2 separate regions of the Homo sapiens genome follow, and region 2 is linked to region 1. The links are chromatin loops, found by intact Hi-C in ENCODE. Cell type or tissue: CD4-positive, alpha-beta T cell. All regions are shown on one strand.

Region 1 (2,500 bases):
CAGACCAGGCAGCAGCAGCCGGGCTGCCTGCCGGATGTCGCCGCTGTCCACGGTGAGGCTGCGGCGGTGCTCTGCGTAGGTGATGGCCACGCGCATCCACTCCATGAGGGGCGGCAGCAGCATGAAGGGCCTGTGGGGCAGCAGAGAGAGGGTCAGGCCTGGGGTGGGGTCCCTGCAGGGCAGCAGAGAGAGGGTCAGGCCTGGGAGGGTGCTTCTTGTGGGGCAGCAGAGAGAGGGTCAGTCCTAGGGTGGGGGGCTCCCTGCTGGGCAGCAGAGGGTCAGGCCTAGAGAGAGTGCTCCCTGAAGGGCAGCAGGGGACCCCTTAAGCACACACATGCTCACAAGTGGCAACCAAGGCTGATCACCCCTTGCAAGGGACCTGCTCTTTCTGCTCACAGAGACCCCGACTACCTGCAATGCACAGAAGGAATTTCCATCATGGGCCATTAGCAGAACCTGAGGGCCCTCAGGTGGCCCAGGGAAGGAGCAGTTCCCCAGTGTGTGGAATTGGGGACCTTTCCCCCTCCAAAGAGTTCAGTCAGGGTCGCCAAGTGTTCTTCTATGCAGAGGGGAGAGGCTGCACAGCTAAGAGTCTCACAGACCCAGGTCCAAACCCAGGGCTGCCACCAGCAGGGTCAGGTCACCATCCCCTCCGACAAGCACACTCGAGTCTGGTTCTCCATCTGTAGCACACGTGTGATACCTCCTTATGGAGGCTGTCATGAGGCCAAATGGGATGATGCATATTAGGCTGTTGTACAACATTAATGACCACTCCTTCCTCATCTGGCACCTAGACTGAGGTGGGCTGACACCACTTCGTGTGCCAGGCCAGGTTGCCCCCAGTTTGGTGCTCAGAAAAGAGTAGTGGCCTCGGCCGGGCTCGGTGGCTCACGCCTGTAACCTCAGCACTTTGGGCGGCCAAGGTGGGTGGATCACGAGGTCAGGAGATCGAGATCATCCCGGCTAACACAGTCTCTGTTAAAAAATACAAAAAATAAGCCGGGCTTGGTGGCGGGCGCCTGTAGTCCCAGCTACTCTGGAGGCTGAGGCAGGAGAATGGCGTGAACCCGGGAGGCGGAGCTTGCAGTGAGCTGAGATCGCGCCACTGCCCTCCAGCCTGGGCGACAGGGCGAGACTCCGTCTCAAAAAAAAAAAAAAAAAAAAAAAAAAGAAAGAAAAAGAGTAGCGGCTTCAAGTCCCACAGGGAGGAATGGTCCTAGCGGGTCCGAGTATCACTAAGAGCCCACAAAAGCAGGGAAAGGCGGCGGCAGGCTTAGAGCTGCAAACTCCCGGGGCGCCGCTCATGAGGCCCGCTCTGTGCCACCAGGGGACGCCATGTGCACAGCCTGTGCTGGGCCCTGACTGCGGCTCAGGCCGCGCCCGCCCCTGCCCTCGGCGAGCGGCTCAGATTCAGCTGGGGGGCGGGGACGCGTTTCTGTCCTCTGCCAGCTCTGGCAAGGCTCCGTGTTGGAGCCCCCTCAGGAGACCACTTCGCCGTCCAACAGACCTCCCCGCCACCGAGGGGCCCGGATGGCAGCCTGTGGCTTCATGACTTCGTGGGACACCCACCTGCTCTGCCCAGAATGGACGGAGCTCTTTCCCTGCTCCATCACAGGAACAAGGCAGCCCTGGAGCCCTGTCCCTCACTCATGCTGTTCTCTCTGATGACAGCCCAAAAGTCAGCCTCCCGGCTCCTGCCTGTTCCCAGCCCTTCCCGATGCCACTCTTGTCCTTCCTTACAAATTAAGCCAGGGAGCGGGCAGGCAGCCAGGGGCAGGCGGCCAGGCCTCCAGCCACCCCAACTCCCTCGGGGCTCTTGGAGCGTCCCGCCTGTGCGGTCACTGTGGTCTCTCCCCTTGACATGCAGCTAAGTGCTCCCGCCAGGGAAAAGATGTCCATTCTCTCTCCTTGGCTAGGAAGTAAGCCACCTCCAGGGAGTCAGCCTGGGCTGCCCTCGGAACCCCTATCTCAGGTCTCCAAAAGCTCGGGTCATCTCCAGAGTTCTAAAAGTTTCTTCTCTCCTTGAGGGCAAAGAATGCTTTTATTTTAAAAAGTGGCAAACAAATATAAATGCTCCTTGACTTAGGATGGGGTTACATACCAATAAACCCATAGTAAGTTGAAAATATCCTAAGCGAAAACGCATTGAATACACCTCACCTACTGAATAGCCTACCTTAAACATGCTCAGAACACCTACATTAGCCTACAGTTAGGCAAGATTATATAAGCCAAAACCTGTTTTATAATAATGTTGAACATCAGTGTAACTTACTGAATACTGTATGAAAGTGAAACAGAATTGTTGTGTGGGTACTCGAAGTAGTTTCTACTAAATGCATATCGCTTTCACACCACTGTAAAGCTGAAAAATTGTAAGTTGCACCATCATAAGTTAGGGATTTTCTGTAATCAGAAGTGATCTTAAAGGTCTTTCCTTTGGGAAGGTATTCTGATGTTCTGGTTCTGTCATTTCCAATATTCCTGGGTTTGAACC
Region 2 (2,500 bases), 60 kb after region 1:
GGAGGTAGCTGTTTGCTAAGTGAATGTTAAGTCCATCCCAGTCGCTTCCTGCTAACAGTCCACCACGGGAAGTTAGGCATTTAATAATGAGGACACAATTAGGACACCTGGGCTTGGTGCATGAGGATTTTTCTTTTTATTTTTTTGAAGACAAAGCAAAACAAAAAAACAACCCTTTCTTTTTGAGACAGGGTCTTGCTCTATTACCCAGGCAGAAGGGAAATGGCATGATCATGGCTCACTGCAGCTTTTTTTTTTTTTGAGACAGAGCCTCCTTGTTGCCCAGGCTGAAGTGCAGTGGTGTGACCTTGGCTCACTGCAGCCTCCGCCTCCCAGGTCACTGCAGCGTTAAACTCCTGGGCTCAAGCAATCCTCCTGCCTCAGCCTCCCAATTAGCTGGGACCACAGGGGTACACCACCACACCCAGCTAAGTTTCTAAAAATGTTTTGTAGAGACAAGGTCTCACCATGTTGCTCAGGCTGGTCTTGAAATCCTGGGCTCAAGCAATCTGCCTTGGCCTTGCAAAGTGCTGGGATTATAGGCATGAACCACTGTACCTGGCCCACCTTTTTTTTTTTTATTATAAAGGTAATTATGATTATTTTTTAAAAATCAGAAAGGAATAATGAATAAAGTTTCTTTTAATACTACCTCCCAGAGATAACTATTATTAATATATTATAATTTTTCTTCAAATAGGCTTTTAGTACAAATAGTACATGTACAAATACATGTACTAACCTATCAATTTTTTAAAATCACAAACCGAATTTGAGAAACAGGAACATAATGAAATTATTTTTCACCTAATGCTGAATCCTGTATTTTGTGGACATCTTTTCAGGTCAGTGTGTTTGGATATATATTTCTTTTTAAGACCTACACAGTTTCCAGGGTCATCGCTCCCTCAAATTTGAATTGTCAGCTTGATCCCTCTCAGAAGACTAGAGAAACCATACATCCCAGGGCACCTGAAGCAGGGCCAAGCTGGGCTGCAGGTATTTTCCACAGTGCTCTGGCAAGGCCTTCTCCGTGGCTCAGTTAGGGGGTTTCCCTTCTCCCCTCCCCTCCCCTGTTGGGGTGGGGGCAAGGGTAAGAGCGTCTCCCTGGAGGAGGTGCCTAAAGCAGGCTGTGAGTCACTCAGATGAGCTTCCGGGTGAAGTCATGCTGAGAAGCTATTTGCAGACACCTTACTCAAGGAGGCCTAAGGAAAGCATGGGGGGATGCCATCTCAAGCGAGAAATGGAGAACTTTTAGATTCTCCCCTCCCTGGCCTTTCTAGAGCAGAGGCTGTAACCGGAATATCAGAGACACAGTAAATTACCTGGGATTTCCCCATCAGGGAGATTCCTGGGTTACTCTCACTGATAACAAGACTAACTACTCACACCCAGGGTCCCAGGGTGAGGCTGGGCAAGGGAGGCACCAGGGCTGGTTCCACTGCTCAGAGGAGAAATGCAATTCTCTCCTGTGCCTCAAAGTCCAGCATTGTGAGAACACCTCGGATGCCAGCTCTGGCTCCGCCTCTCACAAAACCTAGGTAAAGTGCTTTGTGCGGAATCTTTTCCTTATGAAAAGGCAGGGCTACCAGGCAGTGCCAAGCCCTGGGACAGTCAGGTAACTAATTGCCTATTGCGACTCCCAGCTTACAGGGTAATGCTACCTGCTCCTGCTTAACCTCAGAGACTGGGAATCCCAGTTCTGCCACAGAAGAGGGCCCTTTTAGTTTCCCTGAAGCACTTATACAGAGATTATTGTGTTTATTTTATTTATTTATTTATTTATTTTTGAGACAGAGTCTCGCTCCTTCGCCCAGGCTGGAGTGCAGTGGCGCTATCTTGGCTCACTGCAAGCTCTGCCTCCTGGGTTCACGCCATTCTCCTGCCTCAGCCTCCCAAGTAGCTAGGACTATAGGCGCCCGCCACGGCGCCTGGCTAATTTTTTTTTTGTATTTTTAGTAGAGATGGGGTTTCACCGTGTTAGCCAGGATGGTCTCGATCTCCTGACCTTGTGATCCGCCTGCCTTAGCCACCCAAAGTGCTGGGATTACAGGCGTGAGCCACCGTGCCCGGCCGAGATTATTGTGTTTATTAATTTGCTTACTTGCTCAGTATCTGGTGCCCCTACTCCCTCTAAAATGCAAGCTCTGCATAGCAGGGATTGCCTGAAAAATGTCAGCCACATAGATGCTCAAGACATTTCTAGAAAAGAAATGAATGCCATCAGCCAAATATCTGACCATGACCCGGGGTAAGTACTTAACCTCTAGACCTCAGTTTCTTCATCTGTAAAGCGGATATGGTTTCTTCTCTGTAGTGGTTATGAACATATCGCATAAAGCACTAAACCCAATGCCTGACACATAGCAAGAGTTCAATAAAAGGGCTCTCTCTGTTATCCTCAGAGATGACAAGGATCTTGAACCCCACAATAAACTGCTACATCTCCAATACTGAATGAATTAGCCTCTGTTCAATAAGCCCCACAGGAAGGGGAGCG

What was found. Peaks named below come from ENCODE experiments on the same cell type or tissue, not always from the same donor. Only the 100,000 strongest peaks of a DNase experiment are listed, where the experiment ranks them.
Region 2: a loop joins it to region 1, with 7 times the contacts of the local background. A loop is called at or near these places in 8 of 110 quality-filtered maps.

What each region holds. Positions count from the first base shown.
Region 1 is chr11:34,173,178-34,175,677 of GRCh38, forward strand. ABTB2 (ankyrin repeat and BTB domain containing 2) reads right to left here. Exons shown (of 17, transcript NM_145804.3): 4 at 1-130. Among named protein-coding and RNA genes, the nearest start is that of NAT10, 69 kb to the left of the region's middle. RefSeq lists enhancers at 406-1,328, 1,329-2,249. In CD4-positive, alpha-beta T cell, a CTCF peak has its summit at 1,338 (motif pointing right); a DNase peak (open chromatin) is centred at 1,334; H3K4me3 peaks cover 324 bases; H3K27me3 peaks cover 217 bases.
Region 2 is chr11:34,233,086-34,235,585 of GRCh38, forward strand. The region is part of intron 1 of ABTB2 (ankyrin repeat and BTB domain containing 2); the gene reads right to left. Among named protein-coding and RNA genes, the nearest start is that of ABTB2, 120 kb to the right of the region's middle. RefSeq lists enhancers at 916-1,440, 1,117-1,446. In CD4-positive, alpha-beta T cell, no CTCF peak of the experiment used is centred here; a DNase peak (open chromatin) is centred at 1,126.